3 separate regions of the Homo sapiens genome follow, and all the other regions are linked to region 3. A link is a contact called in ENCODE Hi-C or POLR2A ChIA-PET data. All regions are on one chromosome and are shown on one strand. Each heading gives the region's core, a stretch centred on a gene start or an enhancer-like site at or near the end of the contact. The rest is flanking DNA. Distances are from core to core; before and after follow the strand shown. Region 1 has its middle 25 kb from the start of LINC01767. Region 2 overlaps LOC105378741 (a long non-coding RNA gene). Region 3 overlaps LOC124904186 (a long non-coding RNA gene).

Region 1 (2,871 bases), core at 218-2,717, 130 kb before region 3:
AATCAGCCTCAGCAGTCTCCTGACCCCAGAGATATCTCACTGGGTCCCTGCAAGCCCCAGGAGCTGTAACTAAGGTAAAGAATAGTACACTTAGCACGATGACTTCCAGGTTCATCTGCGTTTTCGAAAACGACAGGATTTCCTTCTTTTTGTTTTGTTTTGTTTTGTTTTGTTTTAAGGCTGAATAGTTTACCATTGTGTACATATACCACACTTTCTTCATCCATTTATTTATTGATGGCCACTTAGGTTGTTTCCGTATCTTGGCTTTTGTGAATAACGCGGCATGCTAAAAAGGAGTAGATTTTAAATGTTCTCACCACAAAGAAAGGGTAAGTATGTGAGGTGATGGATACGTTAACTAGCCTGATTTGATCATTCTACAATGTAAAAATGTATCAAACTTCACACTGTATGCCATACATATTTGCAATTATTATTTGTAAATTAAAAAAAATAAAAGAACAAAACAATTGGCCACTCAGTCAGCTCCATTCAACTCACACTCCAGGGTGTAGTGTCTTCCTCAAGCTCTAAGGAGACGTGTTTACACAACATCCAGGCATATTTTCTGACATTTCCAGGGTACCTGGCACTGTGCTAGGCTAGGGTTTTAAGGAAAAGGGGGTGGGCTTGTCCTCTTTTCTTTTCTTCCTGCCTCCTTTTTTCCCCTCCCTCCCTCCCTCCCTTCCTTCCTTCCTCCCTCCCTCCCTTCTTTCCTTCCTTCCCTTCCAATGATATAATTCTTCCCACTTCTCTAGGCTTGTGCCCATGGAGGAATTCACTAGGAGACTAAATTCCACTTTCAGGCTGCCTGCAAAACTCCCACTGCTGTCAGGGAGATTTCTGGGCCTTTAATGAGGGGAGAATTTGATTCTAAGACTTCTTGTTAAGATAAAGACCTGGCTGGTTTATTAACTCTATCCAGCTGGGGTACGGACTCACAGACAAATAATTAAACATTCCCTGCCTAAGAAAGTCAGGGTCTCAGAGAAAACCTGGGCTGGATCCGGTGGGAAAGGGGAAAAGGATTATCCCTTACCCCTGTACCAAGAATCATTTCCTGAAAGCCTAAAGCTGGTGGGCCTTTTCCTCTCCAGAAGAACTTTTCTTTCTCTCCTCTCCACATATCTGGATCTAATCTTAAATTGCATCCTAGAATATCAGAGTTCATTTATTCAACAAATATTTATTGGATACCTACTGTGTGCCGGAGACTTTGCTAGGCTTGGGGTGGTAATGGGAGTACTTAGAGGACTTCCTGGTCATTAATACCAGGTTATACAGGAAGAGACTGGGGCCCCAAGGGAAGAAGTCACATATCTGGGACAACAGGTTTAGTGAGGTTGTGGGCCCACTCTCACTCCCATAAAATGCTTCCCCTCCACCCTCCCTGTTTTCTCCTGGGAGTTTGACTCTCCTTAGGGCACCTCTGAGTTTTAGCTGCGGGATTGCAAGTTTCCTGAATGTGGAACCATGCCTGTCACCTCTTGGCTGGCCTTTCAAGCCACTCAGGAATCTCAGTACCTGCATTGACTCATTCAAAAATATTTGAATACATATTCAAACAGAAATTTTTAGTTCAAGGGCTCAATGCCTGGAAGTTAGTAATAATTTAATGTTTGGATAATTCATAGTAACTGATATTAATAACAATAACTAATCTTTTCTCAGCCTTCTAGTATGAAAAATATGTTCTCACATATCTGCATATTAACTCTCATGATTGCCCTGGCATTAAGTATTATTATTTACTTTTTTGTTAAGGTGAAGAACTTGAGACTCAGAAAGGACTTTCTTAAATTCTTTCAGCAAATAGTGGAATGGAGACTTGAATACTGAGTGTCAACCTTGTGACCATCCTATTGTATTGTACTGTTGTGCACAAATAAAACCCCAAAAGTGTGATGCAAGTGTGCAGGTAAACCATCTATTAAAATAGTGGGAATTTGATGAAAGAGGTCATGCAAGAGGAAGGGTTTAAATTGTCTTAGAGATTCCTGTACTCATATGTTTATGGCAGCACTGTTCACAATAGCAAATATATGGAATCAACCTAAGTATCCACCAATGCATGATTGGATAAAGAAAATGTGGTATATATACACAGTAGAACACTATTCAACCATAAAAATGAATAAAATTATGTCTTTTGCAACAACACAGATGGAACTGGAGGCCATTATCTTAAGTGAAACAAATCAGACACAGAAAGACAAATACCACATGTTCTCATTTGTAAGTAGGAGATAAATAATATAGACACATGGACATAGAGTGTGGAATGATGGACATTGGAGACTGGGAAAGGTCTGAAGGTGGGAGGAGGGTGGATAATGAGAAATTACTTAATGGGTACTGATATGGTTTGGCTCTGTGTCCGCCCTCAAATCTTACCTTGAATTGTAATAATCCCCACATGTCATGGGAGGGACCTGGTGGGAGGTAATTGAATCATGGGGTTGGTTTTCCCCATGCTGTTCTCATGGTAGTGAATAAGTCTCACAAGATCTGATGGTTTTATAAGGGGAGTTCCCCTGCATATGCCCTCTTGCCTGCCACCATGTAAGATGTGACTTTGCTCCTCCTTTGCCTTCCGCCGTGATTGTGAGGCCTCCCCAGCCATGTGGAACTGTGAGTCAATTAAACCTCTTTCCTTTATAAATTACCCAGTCTTGGGTATGTTTTTATTAGCAGCGTGAGAACAGACAAAGAAATGTACAATCTATGTTACTGGAGTGATGAATAGCCTAAAGGCCCTGACTTGACCACTACATGATCTATGCATGTAACAAAATTACACTTGTACCCCATAAATTTATACAAATAAAAAATAAAATAAAACACAATGAGATACCATTGCACCCTAGC
Region 2 (2,920 bases), core at 353-2,852, 180 kb after region 3:
ATTTGTTCACTATCCAATAGGAACTGGGGGAAGCATACAAAATTATAGTAATGAATTTGTATGATGTGGATGTACCTAACTTTAGTAACTGCACAGAAAAGAGAGCTCTTTAAGGTCATATGAGAGACAGAGAAAAGTCGTTGCAGAAGTGGCATTTGAGAAATTGTGGAATAAGTAGGAGTTTGCCAGGAAGGGAAAATGGGGAAAAATAGAGAGGATGACACTTGAGAAGGGTCAGAGATGCAAGAATTTTGGAGACCACAAAGATTTCTAATGTTACTGGTTTGCTCTGACTGGAAGGTACAACAAACACCATAGCCATTCTCTGTCTGATTAATATGACTGCTCATTCCATATACAACTATAGCTTCTTATTCTTTTATTTTTATGAATGTCTTCAATTTGGAGGAACTTACCTATGTTCTCTCTGGAATGGTTGGAGGACATTTGTATGGCAGTGTATAGTGTCATAACCACAGATATGTCTTTCTGTTGACCTTAACTTCCAAACACTGTGATCTGCTTTGAACTTATACTTATTTCCTGGTCAACCTACAGCTTGAGGGCAAGCTCAGAATAAACCACGTTTGTTTGAGAGTTTCGACACTCATCAACTGGGGGAAGCATATTCCATACCCTCTTACCTGTCTGTCAGGCACAGTATGAGAAGAACGTTGACTTTGAGGTCAAATATACCTGTGTTGATCTTAGTTTTGTCCCTACTAGTTGAGTACACTTGCCCAAGTTACTCAGCTTTGCTTATGTTATCTGTCCAATGGAGGTAATTATTATCTCATAGAGTGGTTGAGAATATCAATGAATTATTAAATGTCAAATTATTGGTACAATGCCTAATATGTATTAGGTACCTAGTAAGTATTAGTTCTCCTCTTGTCTCTTTGCAAATATGAAAACTGTTGACCTTCAGATGTGCGCCAGTGCATGTGAAGTCAATGTGGGGATTAGAGTTGGCCTCTTTCACCTCCAAATTAAAATCAAACTGTGCAGATTCTTAAATGCACCCAATTTAGACTACCTATAGATTAGAGAGCCACAGCACACTTCAAGTGATAAACGGTAGGATTTTTTTAGTCAATTTGATGAATCGCTTTTAACAATTTTACAGGGTTATCTGTTATGAAATACTAACCCTAATCTTATTCATATCTTTAATATTATCCATTCACCTTGATGCTTCCAGTGATTTAAAGATATTTTATTTTTTATTGACACATTTTTGTAAGCTATCACAAATTCCTTATGGAAAGAGTAAGATATACAACACACAAAACAATGGAATGAAGTACGATAAATAAAATAGCCAAACAAAGAATTTATCGAGGGCAACTTTCTGCCTCAATGTGTGCTTTGTATCTTAATTAGGCTGAAAGCCTTGGGAAGCATACCATTTTATTGAACAAACACTATTTGACCTTTCTAATATTTTATTTTTACCCACAAAGAAAATATCCAAAGAACGAAACTTTCTGATATGGAACAAATTCTTATTTTTCTTTGGCACATACTTTGTATTGGATTGTCAAAGACAAAGGAAGAAAGGCTCGCTGAGAGCCATGGGAGAGTGTGGTGTTTTCAATGCACCTGGCATTCCTGGCTCTTCTCCTACTGGGGCATAGGGCTGTGTGAAGGGCTGGACGTTTTCAATCACAAATTCTTGCTTTGTCTATAGCATTAACCCTGTGAGCCTTCTCCACTCTTTCTATGACACTTGGCATCTATCTCCTTCCCCAACCCTGGGCTGATAGAACAAACTGGTAGAATCAGTTGACACAATCTCTATCAGAAGCAACTGGCCTTGTCTTATCCAGAGCCAATAACGCACAACACACAAGATGGCTGAAGTCCAAGGTTCCTGCACATTAACAGATGGAGGGGAATTATCAGTGGAGAAATACAACCAAGCACCATGTGGATGGGTGACAAGAAGTCTTCTGGCCAGAGGAACAGATTACATACCAGCACTGCCTTGGCTCACTGCCCCGAAGAAATACATAGCAATCCACACTCGGGGAAAATTCCATGAAATAGCAGAGCAGGAACATCCTGAAGCCAATGGCAACACATTCCAAGAAAAACATCCAATGAACCAAACCCAAAACAACACAGACCTCAGAAACGTAAATAAGAATTAACTGAAAAAGGAAACCTTCAGAGTCTTGGGAAGCAACACAACAGATTAAGTGACCACAAAACACTAAAACACCAACTAGTTATTTACCCACTGCTTTGCGGTAAATATAAGGCCCATAGTCTCCAGGAGGTTATTTCTGGGCGCCAAGGACTTAGCACATAGTCCAGCAAAGAGCTTGGGCTTTATTTTCCTACCCAGGGCAAGTGGCATTTGTAATGGGCCTGAGAACCAGAAAGAAGATATTTTTGAACTACTTAGTCTTATGGCTATTTATAAGGATGAGAGAAGATCAGAGGGTGGGAAATGCACTGGGCTTCAAGTTAGAAGACTAGGGTTTGCATTCTTACTCTGCCACTGACTAGCTCTGCTGTCTTGGCAAGCTACTTAACCAAGCTGAGCTTTGATTTCCTCACTTGGAGAAATGAGTGGATAATAAAAATTATTATTTGTTCCTCATGGGGTTGATCTGAATATTAAATGAGAAAATGGAAGTACTCCTAAGAGGCAGAGTACAATGCAGTAGCCAGCCATTATTATGGTTGTTTCTATTGCTGTTACTACTTCATTACCCTAGGATCACAGGAGAATTCACGTTTGCTAACTTGAGATGAATTTCCTGATAGCTGAGGTTTGCCCTCACCCCCAAGCATCTATCTCAATGAATTATCTGCTTCCTTGAGAAGGTTCTTGTACATAGTTTAAACTTTTCTTGATGACTTAGAACCAAAGATATGAACATCTATTATTGTCCTCAGTAGCTTACAGTTA
Region 3 (2,906 bases), core at 325-2,824:
TAAGTGATTTGCCCAGTGTTATGCAGCAAGTAATTGCCAAGGTCAGACTTTGATGATGGGATAGTTTGACTCCAGAACCTAACACCTGAACCATTAGGCATTAAGCTTCCCAAGAAACAAGAGAAATGGGCATAGCCTAATTAAACCTTAGGTATCTTGTCTTTGCTTATAAGAGAAATGAGATGTGGTGTAGGTAAGAGGTTGCTAAGGTTGATGTACACATAGGAGCAACTAGAAAAGTGACTAGATCTGAGTGAGGCATCAGGCTCTGGAAGACCCCACTATGTTTCAGTGTGTTCTGGAATGGGGACATCTGTGAGCAGAGCCAGGGATTATTTCAGGTCAGGTAACTTTATCATATATATCCTACCTGCCTCTATAACTTAAGTTTCAGTCAGGCCAATTATTTTCAGTTCCACAGCCCTGCCAGCCAGCACACCCTCTTGCCCTGGGTGTGAATACGCTGCTCCTCTTTCACGTCCAGGCTTAGCCTTGTAACCCAGTCCATTTTTCAGGAAACAGCTCAGAAATCCCAGGGGTGCTTTCTTGGGTTAGATGTCCTGTCACAGTCCCCAAAGTTGCAAGTTGCTGTGTTTTTCTTTTCAACAGCGCTGAATGTACTATTAAAAAGGCCTGTTTATTGCTCTGTTTTCTCTTGTAGAATCTGAGATTCTTGAGGCCATGCAGCATGTTTTATTCTGCATTGCATGTTGGAGTCATTATGTTTGTTTGTGTGCATAGACTCTGCATGAAGATTTGTGAGGCAGAAAATCGTATCTGCTCTGTACTTCTATTTGCATGAATATTCAAATTATCATACAGTGTTATTTTACCGTGTGTGGTCTCACTCAGGCCTCATTGTGAAATAAAATAGTGTATAAACAAGCAAGCAAGCAAATAAACAAATACATGCAACTCAAATTTGCATAGTGCTTTATAGTTGAAATCATTTAATATCAATTATCTCATTGGTTATAACACTCTCATTTTGCATGTGAGGAAAGAGACTGCTCAGGATTGCTCAGCTTATAAGATAATTCAGGGCAGGCTCAAATCCAGAACAGGGGCTTTGGATAACACAGGTCCTGGGCATAAAGCCTGACCTGACCACTTGAGGGCCTCTTTGAAGTTTAATTTTCTCATTTCTAAAATGGGAATAATAATAGAACCTAGGGTAGCAGTGCAGATCCAGAGAGTTATGCTAAGCACAAAAGCTGCATAAATGATTGGTGAATACATTAACATACAATTTAACTCTGTAGAAAACTTCGCAACAAATGCCAGGTTGTAAGAAAGCACTGCAATTCCTTGTGTGTTCCTGACCACTCTCATTCTTCCTCCCAACTTTCTGCTCATTCACTTCCCTCTAGATCTTGCAGTTACTAAAGAGCCTTAGTTTTTGCCACGTGTACATTATTTCATAATTCTTGGCCTTGTTTTCGATTCCCACTCTCCCTGAGCTTGGTCTCCAAGACTTGTTCTTTTGCTGAGTTGGAAAACTTCCTTCTCCTCTTGCACAACTTCTCTGATTCCACAGCTGTGACACTCCACCTGGCAGGGAGCTCTGCTGTGGACACGGAGCTCACTTGGGGGCCTCAGTCAGGAACACAGAGGCCTCACTGCCTTGACGCAGCAGAGAACACCTTCCTCTGATTCTAGGAAATGCATGAGAAGACCTGCATTGTTTCAAAGCCAACATTTTTCAGGCATTGGACAATTTGATGGTGGAGTTCATTTCCCGCTTCCATCTGGCCTGGTTCAATTTGATCTGTCAAGTATCCTTGGGGCCAGACAGATTGCCAGATTGGGTAATTTTCTCAGAAAAGAGCTATAAAGATGAGGGTTTCAGATGTGCTTTCAGCATGAATCACAAGCTGCAGGCACCAAGGCCAATATGGAGCATATGTCCATCAATGAGGATGGGGGCAAAGCAAAGTGGGAAATACATGTGACATCCTTGGGGCTGCCACAGTTTAAAGAAGAGGTCTGCACCTGTGAATTTTTAGTACTTTTAAAAGGTATTTCCATAACCCTTTAGATTGAATTCACCTTGTTGTTCATTCAACAAAGAATTATTGAGCCTTGAAACAGATAGATATGGCCCTGACAGTCTAGTTGGAAACATTGGCCTGTAAAGTGACAAGTAAAATATAGTGTGATGAGGGCTGTAGTGAGGGAAGCCCAGAGAGTTATGAGATGCTGTGTGAAAGGCCCTCCATCCAGACTTGGTGGGGGTCGTGAAGATGGAGGTGACAGGTGGCAGGGAAGACTTGTCAGAGAAGTTTATCACTTAGCTAAGATCTAAAGAATGAAAGGAAATTAGCTAGTTGAAGAATAATCCAGGAAGAGTAATTCAGGGACAAGAAATAATATGTGTAAAACCCTGGAGGTGAGGGAGCATAACATGTTTGAGAAACAAACACAGTTTCTGAGTGGGACTGGGGTGTAGGCAAAGATGAGGTGAAGACAAGAGAGAGATGTGGGCACTCACTCCCAACTTTTTCCCTCTTTTCCCTTTACTAAAATATTTGCCTGAGCAAAATATGCTCAGGAATATACGTGTTAAAAGAGAAATTCCTTACACTCATAGATTTAGAAATTCTTAAAGTTCGAATGGGACTTTAAAAGCTACCCATTCAGAAAGGAGGCTATCTTAAAGGTGAAACATCCATAAATAAAGAGGCAGCTCAGAACGTTCCTGGGTATGGCAGGATTTTGCAGGATTTGGATCCCAGGATTTGGGCTTATTACTAAGCCATTGTATGAGGCCCTAGCAGAGCCAGAGCATGAACTGCTAGGAGGGGTTTGCACGTAATAAACCATACCTGCTGTTCTTATATTAACAATCAGGGTTAGCTGAACTGCAAGTTCAAAAGATTTACCAACAGGCTATCTGGCTACATAAT

What was found. Hi-C counts contacts between places; a loop is a spot of excess contacts on that map. ChIA-PET counts read pairs that join two places held with the same protein, here RNA polymerase II (POLR2A). Pooled maps may share reads with other maps.
Region 1: a pooled map of right cardiac atrium shows a loop between it and region 3 (2.1-fold over the local background). The contact joins two enhancer-like sites. A Hi-C loop is called at or near these places in 1 of 168 maps with a recorded cell type or tissue (cardiac septum) and 1 of 50 pooled maps. POLR2A ChIA-PET finds 5 or more read pairs at or near these places in 1 of 52 experiments (WTC11).
Region 2: a loop to region 3 is called in a map of ascending aorta, with 2.8 times the contacts of the local background. The contact joins two enhancer-like sites. A Hi-C loop is called at or near these places in 3 of 168 maps with a recorded cell type or tissue (ascending aorta, gastrocnemius medialis and psoas muscle) and 8 of 50 pooled maps. POLR2A ChIA-PET finds 5 or more read pairs at or near these places in 1 of 52 experiments (naive thymus-derived CD4-positive, alpha-beta T cell).

What each region holds. Positions count from the first base shown.
Region 1 is chr1:56,388,532-56,391,402 of GRCh38, reverse strand. No RefSeq gene overlaps it. Among named protein-coding and RNA genes, the nearest start is that of LINC01767, 25 kb to the left of the region's middle. Within about 2 kb of position 1,467, at least 2 of the 41 ENCODE cell types and tissues checked have a DNase peak (open chromatin) inside an H3K27ac peak, as active enhancers do.
Region 2 is chr1:56,073,278-56,076,197 of GRCh38, reverse strand. The region is part of intron 2 of LOC105378741 (a long non-coding RNA gene); the gene reads left to right. Among named protein-coding and RNA genes, the nearest start is that of LINC01755, 130 kb to the right of the region's middle. Within about 2 kb of position 1,602, at least 12 of the 41 ENCODE cell types and tissues checked have a DNase peak (open chromatin) inside an H3K27ac peak, as active enhancers do; they include ascending aorta, gastrocnemius medialis and psoas muscle, where a contact is called at or near this core.
Region 3 is chr1:56,254,624-56,257,529 of GRCh38, reverse strand. The region is part of intron 1 of LOC124904186 (a long non-coding RNA gene); the gene reads left to right. Among named protein-coding and RNA genes, the nearest start is that of LINC01767, 160 kb to the left of the region's middle. Within about 2 kb of position 1,574, at least 17 of the 41 ENCODE cell types and tissues checked have a DNase peak (open chromatin) inside an H3K27ac peak, as active enhancers do; they include ascending aorta, gastrocnemius medialis and psoas muscle, where a contact is called at or near this core.